2 separate regions of the Homo sapiens genome follow, and region 1 is linked to region 2. The links are chromatin loops, found by intact Hi-C in ENCODE. Cell type or tissue: K562. All regions are shown on one strand. Links, peaks and the distances in the headings refer to the core of each region. The heading gives the core; the rest is flanking DNA.

What was found. Peaks named below come from ENCODE experiments on the same cell type or tissue, not always from the same donor. Only the 100,000 strongest peaks of a DNase experiment are listed, where the experiment ranks them.
Region 1: it touches region 2 in a loop (1.8-fold over the local background); 2 of 110 quality-filtered maps call a loop at or near these places.

The regions. Positions count from the first base shown.
Region 1 is chr16:58,111,611-58,126,989 of GRCh38, forward strand. CFAP20 (cilia and flagella associated protein 20) reads right to left here. Exons shown (of 6, transcript NM_013242.3): 2 at 5,262-5,341; 3 at 4,431-4,542; 4 at 3,659-3,847; 5 at 3,200-3,310; 6 at 1,982-2,420. The coding sequence ends at 2,415. Among named protein-coding and RNA genes, the nearest start is that of CFAP20, 10 kb to the right of the region's middle. In K562, for the core only: CTCF peaks have their summits at 10,485 and 14,381; DNase peaks (open chromatin) are centred at 9,711 and 10,461; H3K4me3 peaks cover 259 bases.
Region 2 is chr16:58,258,359-58,274,466 of GRCh38, forward strand. It overlaps CFAP263 (cilia and flagella associated protein 263), which reads left to right. Exons shown (of 9, transcript NM_014157.4): 4 at 10-165; 5 at 1,496-1,576; 6 at 4,027-4,182; 7 at 9,121-9,228. Among named protein-coding and RNA genes, the nearest start is that of CFAP263, 16 kb to the left of the region's middle. RefSeq lists an enhancer at 6,587-6,881. In K562, for the core only: no CTCF peak of the experiment used is centred there; DNase peaks (open chromatin) are centred at 6,733 and 7,403; H3K4me3 peaks cover 448 bases.

The sequences.
Region 1 (15,379 bases), core at 7,380-15,379, 140 kb before region 2:
AATGGTAATGACAAATCCCAGAACTTAATGTTTTTACCTCTAACCAAAGTCAAAATGGCAGGTGCCCACAGTTCCAGTCTGTGCAATGACAGCAAACCCCGGGGAGTGACTGGGGAGGGCACAGAATCTGGAATAGCCTTTTGCTCTTGCATTAACTTTGAAATTTTTATTACAAAAATGTCTTTCCAAAAAAAATTTTTTTTTTGAGATAGAGTCTTGCTGTTACCCAGGCTGGAGTACAGTGGCACTATCTCAGCTCACTGCAACCTCTGCCTCCCAGGTTCAAGCAATTCTCCTGCCTCAGCCTCCCAAGCAGCTGGGATTACAGAAGCGCGCCACCACACCCAGCTAATTTTTTATATTTGGTAGAGATGGGGTTTCACCATGTTGGCCAGGCTGGTCTCAAACTCCTGACCTCAAGTGATCTGCCTGCCTTGGCCTCCCAAAGTGTTGGGATTACAGGCGTGAGCCACCACGCCTGGCCAAAAACATTGTTTTTTTTAATAGTAGAAGAGAGTATACAAGTGATTTAAAAAAACACAACAAAATCATTCTGCCCAGGTAATCACTGTATTAGTTGTGTGTCCTTCAAGATCATATAGGACACCACCTAATAGGGGGATGCTGATAAGTGCTTTTCTCTGCCCTCAAATTGCTTTCCCCTCAGAAATGTTGCATGTGGTAGAGTTGTATCATATACAGTGCTTAACTTTTGCAAATTCATCTGTGCCTAACCAAAAAAAAAAGAAAAGAGAAAAAGAAAAAAGCAGGCAATAGTGCCAGTGTCATTCCACTCAACAGGCATCTGCCCAGAATAAGCACAGTGGGAAAAGTGGTGTAAGGTTCCAGTTCCCTCATGCGATTCCAGCGTTTAAAGAAACATTTTTCTGGCCGGGCGCAGTGGCTCACGCCTGTAATCCCAGCACTTTGGGAGGCCGAGGCGGGCGGATCATGAGGTCAGGAGATCAAGACCATCCTGGTTAACACCGTGAAACTCCGTCTCTACTAAAAATAGAAAAAAATTAGCTGGGCGTGGTGGCGGGCGCCTGTAATCCCAGCTACTCAGGAGGCTGAGGCAGGAGAATGGTGTGAACCCAGAAGGAGGAGCTTGCAGTGAGCTGCGATGTTGCCACTGCACTCCAGCCTGGGCGACAGAGTGAGACTCCGTTTCAAAAAAAGAAACATTTTTCTTTAAGTCCCTACATTCAAGGCCAGTAGTACTTCAGCGGGAACTCAAATAGAGAAATGGTGATCTGCTCCAATGCTTTAGGTGCAATTTAGACTATGTCATTCTGTCTTAAGCTCAACCTAGGACCCAACCCCTAGCAAGATGATTCCACTGGTCACATACTATTTTTTTTTTCCCATTTAGTCTTCAAAGTTGTTCTGAACCAGTTTATACAGTTGACCCTTGAACAACTCAGAGGTTAGAGGCACCGACCCCCTTATGCAAAAATCTATGTATAACTTTTGACTCTCCCAAAGCTTAACTACTATAGCCTTCTGTTGACTAGAACCCTTACTGATAATATAAACAGCCATTCAACACATATTTTGTATGAATTACATACTGTATTTTGTATTCTCACAATAGGGTAGGCTACAGAAAACGTTATTAAGAAAATCATAAAGAAGAGAAAATATATTTACTATTCATTAAGTGGATCATCATAAAGGTCTTCATCATTGTTGTCTTCACATTGATGAGGAGGGGAAGAGGAGGAGGTGGAGGGAGAGGAGGAGGGACTGGTTTGTTGTCTCAGGGGTGGCAGAGGTGGAAGAAAATCCTCATATAAATGGACCCGCACAGTTCAAACCTGTGTTGTTCAAGGGTCAGCTGCATAATATGTCTTGTTCTTTAGATACTTAATACAAGACATTTCACAGCATGAAATGTATAAGATGTTCAATGGAAATAGTTCTCTTTTCATATCACAAAGGAAACAAACATCACCATGAAAAAAGACAAACTAGGAACAAATTTACAAACCAGGAATATATCACTTTATTCATTTCCAGATTATGAGTATGACACAGCATATACATATATTTAGATAATATATAAAACATAGAATAAACCGCAGGAAGAAATATTGGTCTGGAATTCCTTATGGGCCATCTTTAATTCTGTAAGTTCATGGTAAAGGTATCTCCCCCCACACTGGGGCAGGCGGCGGAATAAGCTCCAGCGTTCATGCGCCACTCACAGGACTGCTTACCCCCACTGCACTTACAATGCAGTCACAGAGTTACGGCATGTTCACCGGTGTCCATGACAAGCAACACCAAGTATAAATAACAGAACTACAGCAGAGCAAACTAAGATAAATATGTTTTTGCATCGTCCTCCACATAGTTTCCTTTTAAAAAGAAGAGTCACATCCAGGGGTCTATCCCTCGAGTCACAATTCCAGTTATTGCTGAAGGGAAAAAACAGAGAAGTGGCATCAGTTTAAGTTACTAGAAAATAGATGGTCAGTGTCACAGGCCCCCTGCCTCTGGTGACACTTGAGTGGACAGTGACTGTGGAGAATGGACACACATCTGCAGCACACAGGCAGGGAAGCACCCACCCTTGTGTTAGCAGGGACCTATCAGCTGATAATACTTTTGGGCTGATTAAGAGTTAAGATGGGGCTGGGCACGGTGGCTCACGCCTGTAATCCCAGCAGTTTGGGAGGCCGAGGCAGGCGGATCACTTGAGGTCAGGAGTTTGAGACCAGCCTGGCCAGCATGGTGAAACCCCGTCTCTATAAAAATTAAAAATTAGTTGGGCATGGTGGCAGGCGCCTGTAATCCCAGCTACTCAGGAGCCTGAGGCACAAGAATCCCTTGAACCTGGAAGGCAGAGGTTGCAGTGAGCTGAGATCGTGCCACTGCACTCTAGCCTGGGCAACAGGGCAAGACTCCATCTCAAAAAAAAAAAAAAGTTAAGATATTTTCTGAAGTTCTGTGAGCCAGTAGTAGGAAGTGCCTCATCCCCTCTCACCGTGGAGAGGGGAAACAGCAGTAACAGAGTATTTCACAGGAGCATTCCTGATTCAGTGCTGGAAGGAGACCTAAGATCTTGCGATATAAAGGCACCCCAAAGTGTCAACACAGAGAGGCTCTGCAGCTGAATTCTTAGACCAGAGCACCTTCCAGGAACACAGCTCCCCCCACTCACTGGTGGACCTTCCTCTGGGGAAGACTGGCTTACCTTTGCCTTGTTCTGAACTGGGAGATACAGTTTGAACTCTGCCGGCAGCTCATCTTCTGAGTAGAGTCTGTCTGAGAAGTAAACCCGTCGGATGCGACAATTTGCATGGATCTGTCAAGGCAATGCTTCTTTTGAGAGGCGAAATGTGACTGTTCTCCCCCTTTTCCTGAATCTTCTAGAGGCCCTCTTCCAGGACTGGAAACGCGTCATCTCCGGCATCTCCTTGGCTTGTCTTAGGGATGGATTCTGGCAAGAGGGAGGTCTTACTTGCTGTATTCACCTCTATACCTGACCCGACTTCTGAATATTTCCTGGACCTTTGTGAGGCCAAAGCTCCCTGGACAGTGTGGCAACTGAAGCCAGAAACCCACACTGTTCTGCTATGTGGGCCACAAGCCAATATTAGACGCAGTGTGCCCTATCCCCAACCCAGGGCTCTATCTGGGAAAGGAGCAGTACCTGCACTCTGAGGGTCTCGATGTAATTGGTGCCGTATGCTCGCCGTGTGAAGTCTAGCAAGTTGAACTGAATCTGGTTCCAGCCGTCATCCAGCCGCATGGGCATGGTGCAGATGAAGGGTTTGACCCGGGTGGTGCTCTGGTAGTTACTTGCCCGAAAGCGACGACGCACATTCTTGTCATCTAGTACCTGTGAAATACAGAGAAGAAGCATCACACTAGCTCTGTCTTGGAAGAAGCACACAACCTTGTCCAGACAAGGACCTGAATTCCCACAGCTTGCTTTCCCAAGGCTGAGACTTAGAGGAAAATAAACAGACCAGACACAGGTCATACACTGCATGCAGATGGCCCGGAAGTAGCAAGTTTATCTTGTTTGTTGCCAAGACAACACCAGCTGCTTATGACATATAACACAGTCAGCAGGCTCTCAGACCATAGAGTATATAAATGTTCTTCCTTTTGAAAAATCAGAAATACTAAAACAGAACAGCCACCCACTATTAAATAATCACTCCCCAAATGGATACCACGCTAACTCTGACACTTTGAAATTACTAGGTTTTCTAGGTGCTGTTTCTTTAAAAACCTGATTAAATTTTATTACTAATATCAAATTTACATAACAAGGACTGCACTGGGCTTATACTAGAAGCAGAAAAGAATACATGCAAAAGGATAAAGATACTTTGTAGGGTCACTTTTTCCCATCAGTTCAAAGGCTATCACTTTGGTATAGCCAAGAGTGGACACATTCATGTACACATACTTACCTGCACTTCGAAGGTAAAATACTTCTTCAGGTTTTTGATAATCATGACAAGGAAAGGAAGTTTAATTCCCAGCGTCTTCTTGGGGTCTGCAGGGCATGTGATATATGTGGTGCTGTAGAGAGAGGAAATACTAATAAACACACTCCTGGACTCTCTTCCTTTGTGGTATGCACAACAATAACACACGGTCCAAGAGGATACACTGGAAAGCAGATCTAAAAGATTCAGACACGCCACCCAGTGAATCCCTCAGCCCTAAGTCAGCGGCTGCTTTAACAAACGCTGGACCCAGAAACAAAAGCTTAACACAGGACTAGACAGCAGCAATAAAATATCTGAAAAACAAAGCCAGACAGTGGATCTTAGAAGCTCCTCCAGTGAGAGAAGACCTCAATTCTGGTCCAGGGGAGCCATCGAATGACAGAAAACCAAAACTGAGACCTCTATGGCACTGAAAACCACACTGTCCACCCACTGGATGAGCTGTACAACACTGCCCACTCCCCACCCCAACACACACTTTGGTTAATAATATAGCTAATACTGACATCGTGCTTACTATGTGCTAAGCAAGGCTTTACGTGTTTTATATATATTCATTTATTTACTCCTCGCAATAACCCTATAAGGAAAATGTACTATTATTCTGCCCATTGTACAGATGAGTATGCTAAGGTCTGGGGGATTCAGTAACTTGCCCATGGTAAGCTCTAAGTGGCAGAGATAGACTCACATCCGGCACTCTGACTCCGCAGTCTGTGCTATTAACCTCTATGACGTACTGCCTCCCTAGTATATGATGTCTCTGGGAGAACAGAGGTGGCAACCTACCTTACATTTGTCCCTTCAATCTCTAGCACCAGGGACTGGATGTCATTATCAGTGATTCTTTTGATGTGGCCATTCCGTACCTACAAGAAAGAAAATTCGATTAGTACTGAAATATCTGACAAGGCTGAATAGGACTATTTAAAGAAAACCACGGTAGCCCAAGAGGCGTACAAAGAAATTTGTGACACAGCACACTGAAGCTTATATGTAAGTAAGCCAAGCTATTACCTCTAGACAGGGTCACACCAACCACCAAGGGAATCCCAGGTAACTTGGCAATCCCTAAATCTGGGGAAACTTCTCCCCAAATACATCAACTCAATTTAGATTCAGCTAATATCTACTGAATGCCTACTATGCACCAGGAATATCACACACATCCCCTTCTCACTTAAGCCTCACACAATAAAAACAACAAGGCAGGTGATACTGTTTTCATTTTACAAATGTGGACATTGGCACCCCGGAACTGCAAATGCCAAACCCTAAGTAGGAGACTAAGGATTCAGCAGCCTTTCCACTGCCTCATACTGCCTCGTAGATTTCTTTCTTTCTCTTTCTTTTTTCTTTTTTCTGAGACGGAGTCTCGCCCTGTCGCCCAGGCTGGAGTGCAATGGCGCGATCTTGGCTCACCGCAACCTCTGCCTTCCAGGTTCAAGCGATTCTCTTGCCTCAGCCTCCTGAGTAGCTGGGATTATAAGCGTGCAGCACCATGCCCAGCCGATTTTTTTTTTTGTATCTTTAGTAGAGACGGGGTTTCACCATGTTGGCCAGGCTGGTCTCGAACTCCTGACCTTGTGATCCACCTGCCTTGGCCTCCCAAAGTGCTGGAATTACAGGCATGGGCCACTGCGCCCGTCCTGCCTTGTATATTTCTTTGGCCAGAAAAGCCAAAGAAAAGCTGAGTGTTACTGAGGAGGGCAGCAACAAAAAGTGAAAGCATTCCTCCCCTGGAGTTATCCTGCTTCATGCTTCCCTATCTGCTTTTGCCTAATTTTCTACTTTTTAAAGCAGGAATTCAATTCCCATCTGTGCCACACACAGATGCCTTCTTTAGCATTTTCAGCCCACACTGACCTCTCTTTTCTCTGATTTGTTTTTCTGGCTCATGTTGTCTAGACGACATAATTTAGCACCTCATCCTACATTGTTTTGTATTGTTTGCTGCATATGTAGGAGGTAGATGATGGGGAGGAATCAATATTCAATACAGATTCCTCCTCTCAAAATATTTAGGAAAGAACAATTATCTTCAAGCATTAAACTTTTAAGCAACTAATATGGACAGAACAGAGATATGCAAAGGCACTTTCAAAACAGGGCTGGGGCCAGGCACAGTGGCTCATGCCTGTAATCCCAGCACTTTGGGAGGCCAAGGCAGGAGGATAGCTTGAGCTCAGGAGTTCAAGATCAGCTTGGGCAACATAGTAAGACATTGTTTCTACAAAAAATTAGCCAGGTGTGGTGGCGTGCACCTGTAGTGTGCCTATAGTCCCAACTACTTGGGAGGCTAAGGTGGGAGGATCACTTGAGCTCAGGAGGTCCAGGCTGCAGTGAGCTGTGTTTGTGCCACTGCACTCCAGCCTAGAGGAGTAGGTGACAGAGCAAGACCCTATCTCAAAAAAAACAAAACAAAAAACGAAAAAAAAAAAACAAAACCAAAAAAACATGGCTGGGGTCAGGCATGGTGGTTCACGCTTGTAATCCCAGCACTTTGGGAGGCCGAGGCGAGAGAACTGCTTGAGCTCAGGAGTTCAAGACCAGTCTGGACAACATGATGAAACCCCATCTCTACAAAAAATTAGCCAGGTGTAGTGGCACGTGCCTATCGTCTCAGTTCCTCAGGAGGCTGAGGTGGGAGGATAACCTGAGCCTGGGAGGTCGAGGCTGCAGTGAGCCGTGATTGTGCCACTGTACTCAAGCCTGGGCGACAGAGTGAGATCCTGTCTCAAAAATGAACAAACAAACAAAAAAACAAGGCTGGACTATTAGGGCTGAATGGAATAACATATGAAAAAGATCAACTAGGTTTAGAACAGGAGACATCAGAAAGACAAACATACGGTCTTTCTTTGTGGAAAGGGCTGTGTTAGGCTGCCATAATCAATGACTCAATCACACTGACTAAAGCTCCTCTTGTTCACTCATCAGCCTGCTGATTACGATTTGGCTATTAGACTTGCATATGGGGATAAATCAGTGTTGGGTCTGGTAGTTTTATTTTTCAACATAAATTATTAATAATATGTTTCTGTTTTTAGACATTAGTCTCTGTGAGCTCTGTCACTGTGAGTCTGATCCACTCATGGTCTGCCTGGTGTTCTAAAGGTGACATCTGATGTCACTGCCCACCTTTTCCACAACTGCAACCAAGTCTTGTCTCCTTAAAAAAGAATAAGCTCAAGCAAGAGCCAAGACCAGTTATGAAGCATCATTTCTATCTTCGACAATGCTTAGCACAGTGCTAGCCATAAACTAAGCGTTCAAATATTTGCTGACTTCTGGAATCTGTCACCCTAAGAGCTGGCACATATGAATAGGTTCAAGGAGGGTTTTAAAAATTCCTGGATAACACATCCCCCGTGGACTATTATAGGAAGCCAGAGATCTGGGGCATATCACAAAGCCCACAGGGCCGCCAGCATGAAGAATGCTTCCACAAATGGGTGCCCATTGTCAGAGACAGAATACTGGGCTAGACGGGACCCCAATCCCTGCCAATGGAGCATTTCTTAGGCTCTCAAGACACAAAACGTCACATTGAAACGATTCTCAAACAAAGCTGGCAATGTTCAATGCCCTCCTGCTTTGAATTCTGGGCCCCTTTCCAAGGAGATTAAGAGCACAAAGGCCTGGGTCTGTGCAGAATACGCCACTACTGCCCGCCTCACTCGCCATCTACTGTTCCCAACCTAAGTGCCCACCTCACTCGCCATCTACTGTTCCCAACCTAAGTGCCCACCTCACTCGCCATCTCATGTTCCCAACCTAAGTGCCCACCTCACTCGCCATCTACTGTTCCCAACCTAAGTGCCCACCTCACTCGCCATCTCATGTTCCCAACCTAAGTGCCCACCTCACTCGCCATCTACTGTTCCCAACCTAAGTGCCCACCTCACTCGCCATCTCATGTTCCCAACCTAAGTGCCCACCTCACTCGCCATCTCATGTTCCCAACCTAAGTGGCGATATTCCTCCTGTATTTTCTGTGGAAAACCAAGCAGATTCAGTGAAGAAGGAATTAATGAAGAAATCATTTCCAACTAATGCGAGCAGCCCTACTGATAAGAGCTGGCAGTATTCCAACAAGATGCAAACACTACTTTTATAACACACCACTAATTATTCTCAATAACATAACCATTCTTTAAAACGGGACAAACTGCAAAGAGCAAATAGACAGTTAAATTGACAGGATTAAGAAGTAACTTGGGCCTGAAAACTGCTATTGCTAAAAAGCAACATGTTGCTATTGATCCACCCTTATTTAAAGCATGCCCTCAAATTTCACATCACTCAAGCTCTCTCTGGCCAGTGTCAACAAGAGGCCTCCCTCAGTTCCAGAAAGACCAGCCAGATCTCACAGGGAGAAAATGTTAGGGAATCTGCCTTCTGCCCATCTCAAAGTTTACGACTTCCCTGGAACTCCAGCAGATATGACCTATTCAGGTCTTCACAGAAGAAAACAAAGCCGTACAATGCACACAGAAGCCAATGCAGGCTGGAAGCTGGATAGACTGTAGTATTCCTGCACTTCTGCCCAGAGGCAAGCTAACTTTTAGTTGGATTTTCAATAAATTACTAAAGAGATTTCTTTTTCTCCCAGTGTTACTAGATAACAAACACACTCACAAATTTAAGTTTTACAAAATGAATGAATGTATTCCACAAAACAAGGGAACTTGGAGGGGTCAAGGCAACTTTGTTGAAGGAATGCCCATCAGTCTCTCTAGATTTTGAACCTGGCTGGTGGTAAGACAAACTAAACAGAGCTTTTCCCCAAGAGACTGTTTAACCCCCGATGAAGAAAAACACAAGTATCCCCATGTGAAAAGTCTCCAGAGGTTTGAAATCAAATTAAGTGGATTTGTTAGTGAATTGTGATTTTTCTCCTTTATTAAGTTTAAAGGGCTGCAAATACAAACTCACTGGAAAAGAGTAGCGTGGAGGTGGTAAGGGCGATCAATCAGATATGTGCATTAGAGGGTAATTTCCCAAAGCCTCTTCTCTAGGCTCTAAAACTAGGATCAAAGGGGAGAGGCGACAGGCAATTTGGGGCAAAGGCTCCCCACCACCCTGGCCATGTGGCTGTCATTGCCTAATATTATAAAGGTCTTCCAGGAAAGCAACCGTCTCCTAAAACCAGCTTCTGAAAACAGCATACAGGAAGATACATGTCTCAGAAAGTATCAACGTCCTTTCCTTAGCTCCTTCCAGTTCAGAGGTCACTGGGCAGGCGTGGCTTTGGGATGAAGATAAAATGAACTGCTCAGCATTTATTGCTCATGGCGGAAGCAGGTTTTAACATGTTCTGTCCTTCTCTAGATCACAAAGAGCCGACTGTTTTTGATTTGTTAATTCTTTTTCATTCATGACACATTCCCACTATCAAAGTGTGGCCTATGAGTGCTTTATTCCTCAAAAAAAATAAAATAAAAATAAAAATCTAAAGCCAATATTGTTTTATTTCATTAATTTCCCCTCCCCTGCCCATGAGCTGGAGATACTCAAAGAGCTTCAGAATCCAGTTACTGGCAATTACAGATCATAATGGTTCTCTGCCTCTGCAGACAACAGAGGTGACCAAAGCTTCAGGCCAGTCTTACAATCACTCTCCCAGGCTTTCCATGGTTGCTAGGGCAACTAATAAAGAACACCGATTTCTCTCCCTCCCCGCAATGTAAGCCTCAGGGAGGTGGGTCAAGCTGAGGGAAAAAAAAAATACTACTACTGGGATAGGGAGGGAGCTGGTGGATGCTGTATATTTCTATGACTGCTTTAAAAATAACATGAGTTGTATCCATTCCCTCCCCCAACTTTCATTTTTCTGGCCCCACCCACTCAGCCTGGCAGGCAGCTGAACCCTCAGCCATCTGGCATCCTAGCTTTAATGACACATGCTCTAATTTACATTAAACCATTAGAGCTGTCCATTTCAGCAGGAAAGTTCCTGCACTGGGTTAAGGGCTGGGTTCCCAGACAGAAATTAGGCAGAGGGAGACCCCTGTGGGGAGAACTGAGCATAGCTCCGACTCAGACTCCCAGGCTCCAAGGGTCAAAGGCTTCACTCCCTTCGCTGTACTTGACAGGGGCTATCCAGACAGCAGACAAGCAACTCTGGGCATACACCAACAACCCCTAAGTCAGCGTAAGGACAATTATGTGCACAGCTAAGAAAAGGCAAGTGTAATTAAAACCCATGTCTTCGGACGGGCGCGGTGGCTCACGCCTGTAATCCCAGCACTTTTGGAGGCTGAGGTGGGAGGATCACCTGAGATCAGGAGTTTGAGACCAGCCTGGGCAACATGTGAAACCCCATCTCTACTAAAAATACAAAAAAATTAGCTGGGTGTGGTAGCGCATGCCTGTAATCCCAGCTACTCAGGAGGCTGAGGCAGGAGAATTGCTTGAATCCAGAAAGAGGAGGTTGCAGTAAGCTGAGATTGTGCCATTGCACTCCAGCCTGGGTGACAGAGCGAGACTCTGTTTCAAAAAAAAAGAAAAACAAAACCAAAAAACCATGTCTTCGTTCAATTACAGTAAAACCTGACTCAGAATAATGAAGAACATTCTCCAAGTCAGAAAAAAAGTTTTACCACCTTTATGTCCAAATACACTCAATTCTACTACTGAAAACAGCACCAATTTAATTTTTATCAACAAGGCATGCTAACTAAAAACTAGAATGTAGGAAATTTTTTCTGAAGAGAGACTTTATTTTTAAAATTAGAACAGGACATGGGAATCTAACACTATCCAGCAACAGCAGAAGACTCTGGTCTAATATTTAGTCTTGGAGTAGGGGAGAAACAGCAGCAGCTGAGAGAAAGACAGGGTGACAGGAAAGACAGACAAAGGCGTTTTCATGAATTAATGCAATCTCATCTCATGTACTTTTAGGATACTATCTTGTTTTTTTTGAGACAAAGTTTTGCTTTTGTTGCCCAGGCTGGAGTGCAATGGCACCATCTCGGCTCACCGCAACCTCCACCTCCCGGGTTCAAGTGATTCTCCTGCCTCAGCCTCCCGAGTAGCTGGGATTACAGGCATGTGCCACCATGCCCGGCTAACTTTTGTATTTTTAGTAGAGACGGGATTTCTTCATGTTGGTCAGGCTGGTCTTGAACTCCTGACCTCAGCTCGCCTTGGCCTCCCAAAGTGCTAGGATTACAGGCGTGAGCCACTGCGCCCAGCCAGGATTACTACCATTAAGACCGAAAATTGGCTGGGCGCAGTGGCTCACGCCTGTAATCCCAACACTTTGGGAGGCCAAGGCAGGCGGATCACGAGGTCAGGAGATCGAGACCATCCTGGCTAACACGGTGAAAACCTATCTTTACTAAAAATGCAAAAAATTAGCTGGGCGTGGTGGCGGGCGCCTGTAGTCCCAGCTACTCCGGAGGCTGAGGCAGGAGAATGGCGTGAACCCAGGTGGTGGAGCCTGCAGTGAGCCGAGATCGTGCCACTGCACTCCAGCCTGGGGGACAGAGCAAGACTCTGTCTCAAAAAAAAAAAAAAAAAAAAAAAAAAAAAAAAAAGACTGAAAATTACAGCATGTTTTACACAAGTATAAGTGGGAACAGAACCTCCTGGTATTTTCCTTACAACCAGAAGTAATGTTTACATTAAACGTAAGAGTCTTTTAATAAATATAAGATTTGCTGGTCCCAGATGTCAAGGTAACATTAAAGAAACCCCTAATTTCTTCTAAGCTGTTGGTTTAGAAACTTACAAAAGCTTCTATCAGGAAACTGTATAGCCAGGAATACAGACCTTAAGAAGCTAATAATGTCAAGTGTGATAAGAAAGAAGTAAATTAACTTACCCTGAAGAGTTAAGGAAGGTCACTCTGAGAAAGGCCTTTGAACTGTGACTGGAGCCTAATGAAAAGATGGGAGTGAGGCTTGTGGGGTGGTGAGGGGCAGCGCCCAGCAGAAGGACCAGGAAGTGCAAAAGCTTGAAGGTGAGAGAACAGGACTTCCTTCAATTCAGTAGGAGGCTACTACTAAGAGGGGGAACCGGGTGAAGTGAGTCCCGCCTGGAGAACAAGTGAAGCAGGTGCCAGAGCATGGGTTATGTGGCCTTAGAGCCACATTAAGGGCTTAGGGCTGGGCGAGCCACGGTGCAACAACTAAATTCTTCTCATTTCAGGAGTCTGGTTTTACAGTACTTCCTATTCCTAGAAATCTGGATGGTGGGCTAAGTTCAAACATCTTATTTTAGTTTTGAGCAAATTCCTCAGTCCCTGCCATATTTAATTCTGTATGTCATTACTTATAAAGTACTAACTACAGTCATGCATTGCTTAAGGATGGGATTACGTTCTGAGAAATGCCTCATTAGGCAGTTCCATGGCTGTGTGAATATCAGAGTGTACTTACACAGACTTAGACAGTACAACATCCTACACACCCGGGCCATATGGTATAGCCTATTGCCCCTAGGCTACAATCTGTACAGCATACTACTGTACTGAATACTGTAGGCAACTGTAACATAATGGTACGTATTTGTGTGTCTAAACATAGAAAAGGTACAGTACTGTATAAACGATAAAAAGTGACACAACTGGATAGGGCACTGGCCATGAGTGGAGCATGCAGGACTGGAAGTTGCTCTGGGTTGAGTCAGTGAGTGAGTGGTGAGTGAATGTGAAGGCCTAGGACATTACTGAACACTTTGTAAACACAATACACTTATGCTACAATACATTTATTTTATTTAGTTATTTAGTTAGTGCTGGGATTACAGGCATGAGCCACTGTGCTTTAGTTATTTAGTTAGTGCTGGGATTACAGGCATGAGCCACTGTGCCTGGCCAGACTACACTAAATTTATTAAAAATATTTTTCTTTCATCAATAATAAATTAACCTTGGCTTACTGGAACTTTTTTACTTTATAAACTTTAAAAATTTTAAAAACTTTTAGACTATTTTGTAATAACACTTAGCTTAAAACACAATGTTCAACTGCACAAAAATATTTTCTTTCTATATATCTTTATTCCATAAGGTTTTTCCTATTTCTTTTTTTAACTTTTTAAACTTTTTTGTTAAAAACTAAGACACAAACACACACATGAGCCCAGGCCCGCACAGGGTCAGGATCATTAACATCAATCACAGTCTCCACCTCCACATGCTGTCCCACTGGAAGGTCTGCAAGAGCAATAACGCACATGGCGCTGTCATCTCCTATGACAACACTGCCTTCTTCTGAAATATCTCCTGAAGGACCTGCCTAAGGTTATTTTACAGTTAACTTTTTGTTCTTGTTGTTAAGTAGGAGTACATTCTAAAATTATGATAAGGCCAGGCACGGGAACTCATGCTTGTAATTCTAGCACTTTGGGAGGCTGAGGCAGGAGGACTGCTTGAGCATAGGAATTCAAGACCAGCCTGGGCAACATGGAGAAACCCCGTCTCTACAAAAATACAAAAATTAGTGAGGTGTGGTGGTGAGGGCCTGTAGTCCCAGCTACTTGGGAGGTTGAGGTGGGAGGATTGCTTGAGCCCAGGAGATGGAGACTGCAGTGAGCCCTGATTGCACTACTGCATTCCAGCCTGGGCAACAGCAAGACCTTGTCTCAGAAAAATAAAATACAATAAAATAATGATAAAGAGTATAGTAAATACATAAGCCAGTAACATAGTCATTTATCATCAAGTGTTAGGCACTGAACATCATTGTATATGCTATACTTTTACATGACTGGCAGTGCAGTAGGTTGGTTTACACCTACTCACAAACACGAGTAATGCATTTGACTTAACGAACAACTATTATGTCACTAAGCGACAGGAATTTTTCAGCTCCATGATAATCTTATGGCACCACTGTCATGTGTAAGGTCTGTCGTTGACTGAAACGCCATCATGTGGTGCATGACTACATATACTGTAACTCTGTTGCTAAGGACTTTATATACAGCTTCATTGAATCTTCATAACCGTGAGAAATAGACGAGAAAACTGAATGGTTAAGGACATAGCTAAGATCACACAACTGGAACACAGCACAGCCAGGATGCAAATCCAAGGTGTCTGACCACGCCCTAGCATTGAGGTTTTTCGGTAAGGTACTGTTCTTCTGCTTAAGGAACCTGCAGTCCAGTGGACGATCTACAATAGAAAACTGCCAGCCACAGGCACACCCATGAGGCTTAACTCAAGTTCTCAATGAAAAGAATGTTTAAGTTGAGATTGGAAGGATGAGATGGAGGGGAGGGGCTGTGAGCTTCAGAGAGTCAAATAAATTGCCGGTGTGACAAACACTAACGAACAAGCCATCTTCACAAAAGGGAAGCTTGCAAATTCACTGGTACTGTGAATACAGCGTTCACTTCTATGCAGACAGAGCCTAAACAAAAGTCAAACCAAATTTCTCAAGATTCTTCATAGAAACCGAACAGAAATTCTCTCTATATATACTCATGAAAGAAAACAACAAAGTTTTCTGAAATAAAAATAACTATAAATAGGTACCACAGTCAATATATACCTACTGGCAAAAGTCAAGGTCATGTCTAGCTAAATGTAGACAGTCCTCACCTCCCCACAAACTCTGTCCTTATTACAACTTTGCCTTAGTCCCTGGCAGCAGGAAAAATATTTTCTCTATCTTCCCAAGTCTACACAAAGCCTGTCACTAAGCTGTCGCTCAATAAATCTTTGATAAGTACATCAATTCCCAGTGTTCCCCCTACTGGATTGAATTTCCAGCACTTTATGCAGACATAGCTGAGAAAAAGCACACACGACAAAGCTGAGGGATACGGCCCCAAACTTTCCTTTTTCTTCTCTTTCCTTCCCTTGCCCCAAGAGGGGAAAAATCCTCAATTCTAAATATTTTTCAATTGAGTCTAAATAAGAAGAGTTAGAAACACAAAATTAGCTT
Region 2 (16,108 bases), core at 3,224-11,223:
CTCCCCCAGGCGATCATTGAGGAGGCTGAAATTCGATGGAGTGAAGTTTCGAGAGAAGTGCATGAGTTTGAAAAAGATATTCTAAAAGCCATATCCAAGAAGAAAGGGAGTATTTTGGCCACTCAGAAAGTGATGAAATACATTGAGGACATGAACCGCCGGAGGGTAAGTTGGCAGACAGAGCTTAGAAAGGGAAAAAACATTCTTACAGGGATGTTATGGAAATCATCCATGTGAAGCAGCCTAGCTCCCTTTGGTCCACCATAAATGTTGCCCACATATGCGGATTTTCTTTGCATCCCTGAAAGTGTATGTGTATATGCATGTTTTAAAATGTATGTTTATGGCTAGGTGCAGTGGCTCATGCCTGTAATCCCAGCACTTTGGGAGGCTGAGGCGGGTGGATCATCTGAGCTGGAGGACCAGCCTGGCCAACATGGTGAAACCCCATCTCTACTAAAAATACAAAAATTAGCTGGGCGAGGTGTTTGTGCCTGTAATCCCAGCTGCTCGGGAGGCTGAGGCAGGAGAATCGCTTGAGCCTGGGAGGCGGAGATTGCGGTGAGCCAAGATCATGCCACTGCACTCCAGCCTGGGCAGCAGAGCAAGACTCCGTCTCAGAAAAAATAAATAAATAAATAAATAAATAAATAAATAAATAAATAAATAAATGCGTGTTTATCAAGGCTAACACCAGCCAGGCAGGAGGTATACTAACAGTACCTCAGATTGATCTCTGTTTTTTGTTTTGTTATTTGTTTCAAGATCTGATATATTTTCTTGAGAAAGGTATGAGACTGGTCTGGTCCAGCCTATCTAGAGAGGTGACTGTGGAGTAGGACAGGTAAATCTCTTTTTCAAAATTTTAAAAAAACCTTTAAAAAAATTGTTATAGAGATGAGGTCTCACTGTGTTGCCCAGGCTGGTCTTGAACTCTTGGGCTCCAACAGTCCACCCACCTTGGCCTCCCAAAGTGCTGGGATTACTGGGTGAATCTCAAGCTCTTTGAGATCCTTTGTTATCAGGAGATGGACCTTGGGCTGTTATGAGAAAAAAGGAGAATTTGGGGGGTAACCTTCATTTCCAGAGATTTTTACAACACGTCAAGCTTTAGATCCTGGAGACAAGGTAGGGTTATTACTAATCCTAATATGTTAACAGTAATAAAAATTATGTAAACTACCGTGGGAATACAAGACCAAAAAATCGTAAGATCATTTTGTCAGGAAAGGCCCCTACAGTAGCATACACCCAAATAATCTTGAATTTGAAAGCAATATAAAATTTGCATGGTGCAAAACCAGTGTCCTCTGCTTCTTGGTCATGAAATGTCATACCAGCCCCAGCTTGAGTAGAAGTAAAAGGACCTAAAATAAGTGACAGAATGTTAGGGCTCAAGGTTTGGTTTGCAGCCCCAGAACCATCCACTTTTCAAACCAATGGGAAAAAGGAGAGAAATGGATTAAATGCATTAAAATATGCCTTTATGTTTTAGGATAATATGAAGGAGAAATTACGTTTGAAAAATGTTTCTCTCAAAGTTCAGAGGAAAAAAATGCTTTTACAATTGAGGCAGGTATGTGGTCCTTTTTCTCTCTCTCTCTGTTTCTTTTTAAGGTTACTGTGGTAGGCTGAATAAGGTTCCCACCCCCACCCCAAAATATCCATATCCTAAACCCTGGAATCTGTGAATACATTAACTTACATGGCAAAAAGGATTTTGCAGATGTGATTAATTTAGGATCTTGAGATGGGGAGATGGTCTTGAATTACCTGGGTGGGCCCTATATAATCTCCCTCCTTATCAGTGGGAAGCAGGAGGGTGGGAGAAGCTATGATAACAGAAGCAGAGATCAGAGTGATGAGCTTTCATGAGAGGGAGAAGGGGTCAGGAGTCAAGGACTGCAGACAGCCTCTAGAAGCTGGAAATGACAAGGAAACAGAGTCTCCCCTAGAGCCTTGGGAAGAAATGCAGCCCTGCTGAGATCCTGATTTGAGCCTCCCAACCCATTTCAGACTCCTGACCTCCAGAACTGTAAGATAATAAATTTGCATTAAAACCACGAGGTTTGTGGTGATTTGTTACAGGAGCAACAGGAAACTCATATGATGACTGTGCAGGCAAATCAGAGGTTTTCTGTAGACAGAGTTGGCGTGAATTTAAAAGACCCTCAAGACATACTTGTTGGCCCTTTCTGGGAATATGGCCTGGTGGCACAGTTATATGTGCTTTGGTGTGTCTAGCATCGCCATCAGCTGACCCTAATGGCTCCTGATGAAAGGCAGTAAGGCAAACATGGTTCCATCCTTTCCTAGCTCAATATTTTTATTATTAACTTGAATTTGGGCACTGGTAGCATGCTCATCAAAGGGGGCTACTGACAAGGACACAAAACTGGGCAGGAGAATTAACATGTTGGGGGACTATTGCTTGAGTCACTCGGGATCCAGAAAGACCTCACCAAGCTGGGACAGATTTAACAGCATGAAGTGATGAAGGACAAATGTAACACCCTGCACTTTTGATCCCCCAAAATATCTGTTCAGGTACAGGATGGCTTAGCTGTAGAGTACCTGATAAAGTCAGCTCAGGTGGTGGTGATGCTATGGCCTAGGCTGCGTTCATAGAAACACAGTGCCCAGACCAAGGAAGGGGTAGCCTTTCTCTACTCTGTCTGAGCGGCCCCTACCTGGAGTGTCATGTCACAAGGTGAGCCCCACCCTTGAAATAATTGGTAAACTAGAGTTCACATCGGAGAGCAAGCCAGATGTCAGGAATAGAAACCATATCCAAGAGCCTGGGACTGATGTGCCCAAGGAGAGAGGGTCCAGGAGGGCCACAGCCACTGTCTCCAAGTGCTCAGGGCTGCAGCAGGAAGGGAGAGCAGAGCTGGGGCTGTGGATGGAGGTGTCAAGGAAGGAGATTTGAGTTCAGCGCAAGAAAAAATTCTGCCGTGAGTGGTCCCAGTGGAACTGTCTGCAGATCATCAGTTCCTGGTACTTGGAGGTTCATGCAAGCATGGGCATCAGGAAGAGGGGCTTTAAGCTGGAGATGGGGAGTAGATGGATGATCTTTAACCTTAATGCCGCTGCTACACAAAGATAACACAGACACGGGCCCTGCCCTTGCGAGCTCATAGACTAGTGGGCAGCAGTGTCACGAGAAAAGGTGTATATGTGTAATTGTATACAGAAGCTACATACCAAGGACCACAGAGCTAAAGCTTCCAGGGGCTCAGCAGAGAGAGGGATCACCCTCTGGTGTGGAAAACAGGTTGGGAGCATTGGAGCTGGAGGAATGGTTGTACTGGGGCTTAAGGAAGTTGTGTTGTTTTGGGAAGGGGAAGAAGATGAATCCCAGGAGATAGCACAGACAGCATGAGTGAGGCATGGGAGTGAGGAACAGCAGTTCCCAAGTTGGGCTGTTGTCTACCACAGATATAAAATGGCATAGACCTGGCAGGGCTGGTAAAGTGGGCCAGGTCAGGGAGGGAACCTTATACACTCATGCACTGCAGTGCAGAAATATCAGATGATCAAAGGAGGGGGAAATCGGTGGGCTGCTTGTCCTGGGTTTTTCATGTTAAAAACAACTTTTAAATGGCCTGATTCTTACTCTTCCTTCATGGTCCTGTTTAGGCAACACCCACTGTGGGATGCCCTCTGTGCGTGACTCGGTCTTTCTTCCTCCCCTGGCCTGGCTTAGGGACTTCTGTGTGCCCTCTGCCCCCACTCCCCCACATGCCCCCCGAACAACACATCGCACTGCACCACACTGTTGAGTCAATGGCTTGTTGGTAAACCCTCATATGCACTGCCTGGGGCCAGGGAACATTGTATTTACTTAAATCTCTACACCCAGTGCCTAACACCATGCCTGGGACCAAACAGATGCCCAATATGTGTTTGCTGAATGACTGAATGATGACTGACCTCCAAAGTCTTGTCAAGAGTTGCAAGATGTGAGCCATACATTCAGAATCACAACTGACGTATCATCTTTTCTTTCATCTTTCTGAGCTGTAGAAGGAAGAGGTGAGTGAGGCCCTTCACGATGTTGATTTTCAGCAGTTGAAGATAGAGAACGCTCAATTTCTTGAGACAATTGAAGCAAGGAATCAAGAACTGACCCAGCTAAAGCTGTCATCTGGAAACACTCTGCAGGTTCTCAATGCCTACAAAGTAAGGCCATCCCTGATACCCAGGGCTCCCCCAAGGCTTTCCACACTCACCTTTCTGGCCACAGGGAGGTTCTTGTGCATTCCAGTTTCACACAGCGTTTGGGTGCCCCCTCGCTGTCAAGCCATGTGTCCTAAAATTCCCTGAATGCTCCCACAACCCTGGCTGTGCATGAGAACCAGAGTTTTTCTTTAAAAAACAAACAAACATATAGATAGATGATAGGTAGATAGATAGATAGATAGATAGATAGATAGATAGATAGATAGACAGATGCTTAGTCTCACCCTGACTAATTGAATTAGGAGGTGAGGGCCATGCCTCTTATTTATTTTGTTTTTTATTGCTGTTACTAATTCCCCAAGTGATTTTTATGCATGGCAAGTTTTGAGAACTAACCACATTTAGAGCCCTGTTTAATTTGAGCACATTATAAGCACTTTCCTGCTTAAAACCTTGCAAAAGAAAGCAGTCTTAGCTATAAATCAGAAAACTACTAAATAATTTATCATCCAAACAGAACCCTTTTGGGAGGGAAAAGAGGCACTATTAATAATTAAGCAGAGACTATAGGCACACAAAGGGCCTGGCCCCAGCAGACTAGGCTATCTGGTCACCCTGCTAGAGACCATCTAATGCCGTATTCAGCAACTGCAGGCCAGTGTGTCCCCACCCACTGCCCTGTGAGCTAAGAATGATATTACAGAAGAACCTTTATAACCAATTTGATTATAGAAAACACTAACTTGAAACCAAATGAAGCAAAATTGGTTTCTTCCCCCAGAAATTCCATTTCTCTCATTAGTAGACCTATATTCTACAGTATTGTACTCAGTTTTTATATTTTGAATTGAATCAATAAAACATTGGTAGGATTTTTTTCTCTTGTTAATATAAGTACACAATACCCACAATTTTGCTTCTGGGCTTGCAAAACCTAAAATATTTACTATCTGGTCCTTTACAGAAAAGTTTTGCCGACCCCTCGCATAGTGCTCAGGTGGCAATGGTGGCTGTGGGCTTAGGTAGCTCGCAGGTGGGCTTTGTTTGGCCCACACAGTTTAAAAATGTGAATATGAATGTCTTTAGACCAAGTTTATGTTTGTTCAACATTTTCCTTTTACAAATGAAAAAACCGGGGGTCAAAGATGCAAAGTAGACAGGGTGCAGTGGCTCACACCTGCAATCCCAGCACTTTGGGAGGCCTAGGCAGGCACATCACCTGAGGCCAGGAGTTCAAGACCAGCCTGGCCAACATGGCAAAACGCTGTCTCTACTAAAAATACAAAAAATTATCTGGGCGTGGTGGTGCACACCTGTAATCTCGGCTACTTGGGAGGCTGAGGCATAAGGATTGCTTGAACCCCTGGGGGCAGAGGTTGCAGTGAGCTGAGATCATGCCATTGCACTCCAGCCTGGGCAACAGAACAAGATTCTGTCTCAAGAAAAAAAGAGCTGGGACTCCCAGTCCAGTATGCATCCCACCTAACTCAGTGTGTATCCCACTCTACTGCCTTTTCCAGCATAAAGTACGTAGAAAACAATGTGCTGGCATTCTGAAATTTATGTGTCATAAACATCCAACAGATCCTCTACTTTTAGCTTCTCTCATCAGTTTTTAGCTTATCTGATCACTGTTATTTATAGAGGAAGCCAGTTCCTGTGACTTCCAGGCCCTCACTGCCTGGAGAGCAGGTTGTACTTGATCACATTGGACCTCGATCTTATCCTGTGGAATCAGTTAAGCAGCACAGGGCCTGCCTGGTCCTGTGGGGGAAAAGCCAAGGGTTTTGGAAATGGAGCTACTGATTTTTAAAATCAAACTGCCAGGTGGCAGGGCCTGATCTCTTTAGGATGGGTCTAAACACACAGTGCAGATTGCTTGCAGTATCCGAGATCAGCAGCGCAGGCCACAGTGGGCAGAGTGAGAGCCATTCCTGGGGGAAATGGAGGCAGAACAACTGAGTTGTGGAGTCAGACCTTGCCTGTGCTTGAATGGGGGCTCTGCTGCGGGAGGTGCTTCATCTGGGCAAGATTCTTCACCTCTTGGAGGCAAGTTTTGTGTCACCAGGATGGTGCTCTGTCTAGTAAGTGTTGCGTCCCCAGCATCAAGGACAGTGCCTGGCTAAAGCAAGTGCTTAGCCAATATTGTCGAATGAACTGCTTGCAGAACAGGTGTGTATTTGGTAGGGGTGGGAGGGTGACAGGAGGGGCCACTTTGATATAAATATGAAACATTCATTCTCCCAGCAATCAGAAAATGAAAATAAAGAAATAAATATCAAACACTGAAGTGTGAAACCTTGTTAAAGACATGCAGAATAATTGTCCTCTATACCAAAAGTACCAATACCTCCACAAGGGTAGGCACTGGGCTGAGTGCTAAGGGTACAGCATTTAGACAGCACCAGGCAGAAATGGGCTCTTCTCTTCTGTGAGTTTCATGTGTGAGCCTGAGTCAAGGTGGCAGCTTTTTCTCTGACTTTATGCCCTCAAGCCCTGCCTGCTGGAGTCTGGTAAAATGTAAGCATGTGACTACAGCTGCGATGAGTCACTCCAGACTGCCTGTAAACTAGTGATCTGGGGCCTTGTAGGTAGAATTCTAAGATGTCCCCAAGAATCCCTGGCCCTTGGTGTCTACACCCTGTATAATCTCTGGCCAGGACTGTGAATATGATGGATTCAGTTAAGTTCTGTTCTGTTCAATGATTCGGTTATACTGTATGGCACAGTTGATCTAAAGACAGGGAGATCACCCACTTGGGCCTGATCTAATCACACGAGTCCTTTGAAAGAACAGAGTTTCTCTGGAAGAGGAAGTCATAGATGTGAAGCATGAGGAGAAATGGCTGGAGGAGGTCTTCTCCATTGTGGGCTAGAAGACAGAGGGGCCACATGGAAGGGATTCAAGAGGGGCCTCTGGGAGCTGAGAGCGACCTCCTGCTGACAGCCCAAAAGAAAACAAGGGCCTTGGTCCTACAGCTTCAAGGAAGTGCCTTCTGCCAACAATAAGTGAGCTTGGAAGAGGACCCTGAGCCCTTGACAAGAACCACAGCTCTGGGCGGACACCTTGATTTCAGCCAGATGTGACCATGGGGGAGAGTCCAGCCACACTGTGCGCAGACTTCCGGCCTATGGAAGCTGTGAGATAATAAATGGGTGTGGCTCTAAGCCACAAAAGTCTGTGGTAATTTGTTATGTAGCGATAGGAAGTGAATGCAGTCCTTTACAGAAGTGGCCTCCTCAAGGGACCCACATCTTGACTCAGCATCACCAATTTCGCTCTCATCAGCCTTCGTGGATACCTGCCCCGGCAGAGCCAGTGATGGCCTCGCTGCTGCTCTTGTACCTGCATTCCTTCCTGCCCTGCCGCTCTAAGTTGGTGACCGCTTGTCTTCCCTCCACTCTCCTTCCTCCCACCTGAATTGCTGGACTTGCGGCAAAGTCCTGCCCCATCTCCCCGGCCCCACGTCTGACCCCATCAGTGTGGTCTCATTCACTTTTGCTTTCCTTAGCAGAGCAACTTTCATGCAGGACATGGAACAGGAAATGAGCCTTAAAGAAGTGAGGTCTGAAAATAGGAGTGGGGAAGAGAATGGCCCCTGGGTGCCAGAAGTTCCCCCAGGCAGGTGGTTCTAGGCTCCTCTGTTTTGACACCCCGGGGCAATGCCCTTGCCCCCTCCTCCTGCCTTCACTTTGACTGTGGCCCTGCTGCTCTCTACCCACTCTCCCAGCTCCTATTAGATCCTCCTCTCTTCAGTTCTTTCCTTAGCTTGGAATGTTCTCTTCTCTCTTCACCTAGACATACTGATTCAATCTTTCAGCTCTCTTTCCAGCATATATATATATATATATATATATATATATATTTTTTTTTTTTTTTTTTTTTTTTTTTTTCAGGAAAACCTTCTCCAACCACTGTCCTGGCATTCTCACAGCTTGGCACAATTGCAGTCTTACATTTCTTCTTGAAATTATTTTACTGCCTCTCCCCTACTGTCCGGGCTGTGAGCCAGCCTTCTGGTGGCAGAGCCTAGTTTGCTTCACTGGCCAGTGCTTGGTGCAGGGACTGGTGCCTGGTGGGTGGGTTTTCAGGGTTTGTTGAGCAAGCTCCCCAAATCACTGCGTCTTTCCCTTGGCCCACTCCTCTGCCCAGCAAAGCACATCCCAGCTCCTCTGGATGACTCTTCCCCACTGACAGAGAGTGGTCAAAAGGGGGCCAATCTAAGAAGCAGGGGTGGGGCCTGCAGAAGCCAGTGAAGGGCAGATGATGCAGTGGGAATCTGCAAGGCTGTGCTCCTGCAGGACTCCTCTAAAACTAGCAGGTCCGGCCTCGTTAGGCGATGAGATGGTGGTGGAGCCTGTGGGCTGTGGAATCTCTGTATGGGCTCAATTCCCGGCTCCCCCTGGTCTCTGTGACCTTGGGGAAATGGTTTTACCTCCCTAAAGGTCAGTTCTCTCACCTATAAATGGAGATAGCAGTAGCACCCACCTCATGAGGAGTATTCCCCACGCTCCATCCACATGAGATAGTCATGGCAGCTGTTTGTCGTATGTTCTCCATGTGCCAGGCACTGTGTTCAGCACTCTACCAGGCTGTCTCCTGTAAGCCTCTCCACAACCCTACATGGTGACTGGACCCAAGTTTAGAGAGGTTCTGGGACCTCCCCAGAGATCTCCTTAGTGAGTAGTAGGGCAGGATTTAGGTCCCCGTGTGCCTGACTTCTTTGCCTCTCCAGCTGAGGCCAAGACTCCAAGGTCCTCTCCTCCCCCACCAGTTCTCAGACATCAGGATTTGGAAAATCTGGGCAACCATGAGAAAGGCAATTTGGACTTTCTGGATGGTCCTGCTTTTCTGTTCGTTAACAAAGAGATGTCTCCCCTTCCTGCGGTTCTGAGAGGTCATCTTAGCTCAAGACTTGCTGTGTTGTTATATTTCAGAGCAAGCTTCACAAGGCAATGGAAATATACCTCAATCTGGACAAGGAGATCTTGCTGAGAAAAGAGCTACTTGAAAAAATTGAAAAAGAAACACTACAAGTAGAGGAGGTAGGAGAGAGCAAAATGTGGTATTTCTGATGTTTGTCTCCTTGTGTTTATAAGGGCTTGAGTCAAGGTCCACCAAGATCTAAGCCACCTTGCTGGTTTATCTAGAAAAGCCTAGACAATAAAAATCAAAATAGCTCTGGGCCATCAAAGCACAAAGTGGCACCTGGAGACCTACAGTCCAGGTGTGTCGCATTTTACTGCTGGGTTGGGTTCTAGAGTCAGCTCAGAAAACAAAAATTTCGTACAGTCCAAATAACATTTGGGAATTCCTTAAGTGACCCATAAAGTACAATATTCGATGTTTCGTGTCTACAACCCCAGGAAAAATGTTTAATGCCCGTAGTAATGTACCTGATAGGAAAAAAAGTGCATATGCCAAAATAGAATGTTTGATGTAAAGGAGAGACAGAGAGAGGAAAGAGAGAGAGAAAGAGAGAGAGAAGAAAGAGAGAGAGGAAGAGAGAGAGAGAGAGAGAGGTCATAACCATACGACATCTCGCCGATACCCAGGCTGTACACTTACATCCTGAGTGGCCTGCAGCAGAGACCGGCTGAAGGACAGCAGACCTGTGACCTCTGTCCTGGGCTCACTCCAAGGCCTGTGGTCACTGTGTGAAGAGGTGAATGGAGTCATCTGAGCTCCTTGCCTGTGTAAATTGCAATTTACCTCTCTCATTACTTTGCTGAGCATTGATAGCTGAATTTCCCTAACTTAAATGCACATAGGATATGATGCAAAGAGAACTTTTTGGGGAGGGCACAGGAGAAAGAGTGCTGGACTCATGACCAGAAGGCCTGGCATCAGGTTTGGTGCTGCCAATTTCTGGTCTTGAACAAGCTTTTAAATAGACAGGACTGTTTCCACATCTGTGAAATAGATCTACTGCCCTTGTTGTAGTGGCTAGAGAGGACCACATATAATGATGCTTTGTCAAACTCTAAAACTGTTTGTATGATTATTAGTGTCATTGTCTTGTGCTGCCCCAAATTTGCCTACAATAGCCCCAAAGCCACAGGATTATTCACATCTAAGTTTTGTCATAACATGCACATCATTTTCTCGATGGACAACCAATACCTTCTGAAAAAAACCCCCAATTTCAGTACAGAGTGGCAAGTAGCAAAGGTAAAGCAAAAACCTGTGAACTCTCTTAATGCAGAATTGCCATGGTCCTTATTTATTTTTTCCTTGTGTTGATAGTTATTAGATTACAAGTAAAACTTAAAATTGATTTTTTTTAAAGCCTGACATTCATTGCTTAGTATATTTTAGTTTTCTTGTTAACGTTTTGAAAATAGCTTTATTGGGATTTAATTTATATGCCATATAATCACCCATTTAAAGTGTACAGTTCAGTGGATTATAATATATTCACAGAGTTGTGTAACCATCAACACAATAATTTTAGAACATTTTCATCACCCCAGGAAAAAACCCTGCAGCCATTAGAAATCCTTCCCCACAGGACAGGTGCAGTGGCTCACGCTGTAATCCTAGCACTTTGGGAGGCTGAGGTGGGCACATCATTTGAGGTCAGGAGTTCAAGACCAGCCTGGCCAACATGGTGAAACCCCGCCCTACTAAAAATAAAAAATTAGCCAGGCATGGTGGTGGGCACCTGTAGTCCCATCTACTCGGGAGGCTGAGGGAGGAGAATTGCTTGAGCCTAGGAGGTGGAGGTTGCAGTGAGCCAAGATCGTGCCACTGCACTCCAGCCTCAGTGACAGAGGGAGACTCTGTCTCAAAACAAAACAAAACAAAAAAAACTACTTAAATACATTTATTTATAAGAAGAAAGGAAGGAAAGAGGAAAGAAAGGAAAGAAAGGAAGGGAGGAAAGAAAGGAAAGAAAGGAAGGAAGGAAAGAAAAGAAAAGAAAAGATCCTTCTCCATTCCCCACACTCCACTCCCACCCTCCAGCTCTCAGCAGCCACTAATCTACTTTCTGCCTCTGTGGATTTGCCTATTCTGGACATTTCATTTAAAAGAGATTATACAATAGGTGGTCTTTTATGAGTGGCTTTTTTCACTTGGAATAACATTTCAAGGTTCACTTGTATCATGTATCATTTGTTTATTTTTATGGCTGAATAACATTTCGTTGTGTAGATAGACCACATTTTATTTATCCATTCATCAGTTGGTGGACATTTGGGTTTCCACTTAGGGATTATCATGAGTCATCCTGATATGAACATTCTGGTACAAGTTTTTCTGTGGATACATGTTTTCTTTTCCCTTGACGTGTTTTCTTTTCTCTTGGACATACACCTAAAAGTGGAATTGTGGGTTATACATGGTAATTCTGTGTCTAACACCTAGAAAAACTACAAATCTGTTTTTGAAAGTGGCTGCCCCATTTTGTATTCCCACAATGTATGAGAGGGTTCCAGTTTTTGTACATCTTTGTTATTCTCAGTTTTTTAAAAAAATGCCCATCCTACTTGCTATGAAGTGATAGCTCGTTGTGGTTTTTATCTGAATTTCCCTAATGACATGGAGCATCTTTTCATGTGCTTATTGGCCACTTGTCTATCTTTCTTTGAGAAATGTCTAGTCAAGTCCTTTGCTTAGTTTATAATTGGGTTATTTATCTTTTTAACTTACCCATTGTAAGTTGAAAATATCATAAGTTAAAAATGCATTTAACATACCTGACCTACTCAACATTATAGCTTAGCCTAGCCTATCTTAAATATGCTCAGAACACTTACATTAGCCTACAACTGGGAAAAATCATCGAACACAAAGTCTGTTTTATAATAGGATGTTGAATGTCCCATGTAATTTATCGAACACTGTACTGAAAGTGAAAAACAGAAGGGTTATATCGGTACTCGAAGTATGGTTTCTACTGAATGTGTATTGTTTTTGCACTATCTTAAAGTAAAAAAAAAAAACTTAAGGTGACCCATTGTAAGTTAAGGATCATCTGTATAAGATTCACAAATATTTTCTCCCATTCTGTGGATTTTCTTTCACTTTCTTGATAGTTTTGTCTGCAACACAAATGTTTTTAATTTTGATACAAGTCCAGTTTATCCATTTTTTTTCTTTTGAGCTTGTGCTTTTGGTGTCATATATAAGAAACCATTGCCTTACCCAATATCATGAAGATTTACTCCTCTGTCTTCTTTTAAGAGTTTTATAATTTTAGCTCTTATGTTTAGGTTTTATAATCGATTTTGAGTTAATTTTTTAAATAGTGTGAGCGAGGATTTCAAAAGCTGAAAGAAGAAAGGAGATGAAATATGTTTACAGAGTTTGTCGTATTAACCTTTTTATTTACATTTCTTCCTGTGAATTTGAGTTACTATCTGGCGTTTCTTATGCAAATACAGCTTTGTTTCAGCCTCCCTCCTTTGTGCTATTACTGTCAAATGCACTCCATGTTTATATGTTATAGTTCCCCAAATACAATTATATATGTATTTTTATACATTTGATTTTTAAATCAGTTAAGTGAAGAAATATGCAATTATACTGTCTTTTATAATTACCTATTATACAGTTAATTTTATTTGCACTACTTTTTTAATGTTGATTTCATATTCCTGTCTGGTATCACTTGTTTTCAGCTTGAAGAACTTCCTGTAGTATTTCTTGTAAGGCAGGTCTGCCAGCAATGACTTCTGTAGGTTTTTGTTAATCTGGGAATGTCTTTATTTTTCCTTTATTTTTCAAAAATAAACTTTTTATTTTAGAAATTTTAGATTTACAGGAAAATTGTGAAGATAGTACAGCGAACCAACATATACCTCATACCCAGTTTCCCTTATTTTAACCTCTTACATCAGTACAATGTGTTTATTACTATTAATGAACCAGTATTGATACAGTATTATTAACCAAAGTCTGTGCTTTTGTCACATTTCCTTAGTTCTTACCTGACGTCCTTTAACTGTTCCAGGATCCCACCCAGGATATCCACATTACATTTACTGCTATGTCTCCTTAAGCTCCTCTTGGCTGAGACAGTTTCTCAGAATTTCCTTGATGTTGATGACCTTGACAGTTTTGAGGAGTACCTGTCAGGTTTTTGTAGAATGTTCCTCCACTGGATTTGTTTGATATTTTTCTCATAATTATATTGGGGTTTATGTGTTTTGAGGAGGAAGACCACAGACATAAAGTGCCATTCACATCACATCATATCAAGGGAGTCTACTGTCAACATGACTCATCATTGATGTGAACCTTGATCACCTAGATGGATAGTATGTTATAGATTTCTTCACTGTGAAGTTACTCTCCCTCCTTTCCATACCGTACTCTTCGGAAGGAAGTCACTATGTACAGCCCATACTTAAGGAGTGGGGATTTATGCTCCACATAATTTATTTGGAATTCTTCTGTATAGGAGATTTATCTATTCTCCTCCATTTATTTATTTTTAACATCATTTATTTATATCAGTTTCCACTCATAGATTTTTTTTTTTTTTTGAGACAGAGTCTCACTCTGTCGCCCAGGCTGGAGTGCAGTGGCGTGATCTCGGCTCACTGCAACCTCCACCTCCCGGGTTCACGCCATTCTCCTGCCTCAGCCTCTCCGAGTAGCTGGGACTGCAGGCACCCGCCACCACGCCCGGCTAATTTTTTTGTATTTTTAGTAGAGACGGGGTTTCACCACGTTAGCCAGGATGGTCTCGATCTCCTGACCTCGTGATCTGCCCGCCTCAGCCTCCCAAAGTGCTGGGATTACAAGCGTGAGCCACCGCACCCGGCCAGATATTTGTTTTGTATGTTGGCTTATAATATCATAAGCCATGCATTGTTTAATGATGGGGATACATTCTGAGAAATGCATTGTTAGGCAATGTCATCATTGTGTGAACATTATAGAGTGTACCCTATGATGGTATACCTAGATGGTGTAGCCTACTACACACCTAGGCTACATACAAAAGCATGTTATTGTACTGAATGCTGTAGGAAATTATAATACAATGCTAAGTATTTGTGTATCCAAACATATCTAAACATAGAAAAGGTACAGTAAAGATACGGCATTATAATCTTATGGGACCATCTTCATAAGTGGTTCATTGTTGACCGAAATGTTTTCTGTGGCATATGACTGTATTACATTATTTATTTTGTTGCTCAAATTGTTCCAGGTTGGCCATTGGGAGCTCTTTCAGTTGAATTTGGTGTCCCTTTGAATCTCTTCATCTTAATGGCTTTTTTTTTTTTTTTGAGCACTTCCTTTCTGGCACCAGAAGATGCTCTAGGCTCATCTTAGATATTTTCTGCCTCAGTCCTAGAATCCACCATTTCTCCAAGGAGGCTTGGTGTCTTTTATTTGAGAATGACATTGGAAACCAAGATCTGAGTGTGTTGATTGTTTGCTTTCATTTTGAAAGATCATTTTGAGGATATAATATTCTTGAGTGGCAGGTTTTTTTTCTTTTCAGCCCATTGCCTTCTGGCCTTCATTGTTTCTGATAAGAAATCAGCTGTTAATCTTGTTGGGCTTCCCTTGTATGTAATGAATTGTTTTCTCTTGCTGTTTTCAATATTTTCTCTTTGCTTTGCCATTTAACATTTTGAATATGATGAGTCTGGGTGTGGATTTATTTGCATTTCTTCTGTTTGGAGTTTGTTGAGCCCTTTGTATGTGTAGCTTACTGTTTTTCAACAAATTAGTGAAATTTTCAGCCATTATATCTGAATAATTTTTTCTACTCCTTTCTCTTTCTTTTCTCTCTCTGTTACTCCCATTACCTGTATGTTGGTACACTTAGTGGTATTCCACATTTCTCCGAGACTGTTAATTTTTCTTGGTTCTCTTTTCTCTCTGCCCCTCAATCTACATAATCTCTATCAATCTACAAGTTTACTGATGCTTTATTCTACTGGCTTAAATCTGCTGTCAATCTCCTGTGGTGACTTTTTCATTTTAGTCATCATATTGAAAAGATTCCAGATTTTCTATGTTTTAAAAAATGAATTTCTACCTCTTTGTTGATTTTCTTTACTTGATGAGACATTATTATTATTACTTTAATTCTTTAAACATGGTTTCCTTTGGTTCTTTGAATAGCTCCTTTGAAGACTTCGTCTGCTAAGTCCACCATCTGCTGTCCCTCAAAGGCAGTTTATTTTGCCTTCCCTGGGTGGATCATGGTTTCTTATTTCTTTGCCTATCTCATAATTTTTGTTGGAAGCTGTATATTTTAGGTGATATAGGAATTCTTGATATTGGTCCCTCCCATCCCTTTCTTGGGCTTGTCATTGTTTTTGCTTGTTACTTGTTTAGTGACTTGGCTGGACTAGATCAGTAAACTAGATCTGTTCCCCTGCTGTTAGTACTCTCTAATGTTTCTCCTCACATGGTACAGCCTTAGTCATGGATACAATTGCCCTGACGACCAGGGATAATTGTTGCTTCTGCTGAGTTCTCTTTGACTCTGCATCTTCCTACTAAGCTTACAGCTGGTCTACTCTATTGGCATCACACTCAGCCATCAGCCTTCATTAATTGTTAGCTAATTGCTCTATTGCTTTCAACAATACCCTGAGACATTAATTGTTTTACATTCTGATCCAATTAAAGTCAGAACCCTTTGCAGGGGCAAGGTGTTGCCAGTCTTTGAGGCTTGCTCCAACTCTCAGAGGGCTCTTCTTAGTGGTCTCTTTTGCTGTTCTGTTAAACATATAGCTGGTTTATTATTTTACTTGCTGCTACTAACATTATGGAACTACCAGCCTCCTCTAAATTGCTTACCTTAAAAAACTCCATTGTTTCCCACACAGTTCTTAGGCATGAGCTCCCCATCTCTGTTCCAAATAGAGTCCCCTTGGGCAGCATTCCAGAGCCCTCTGATTTACAGCCTGATTTTGTTTGGCTCTGTGTCCCCACGCAAGTCTCATCTCA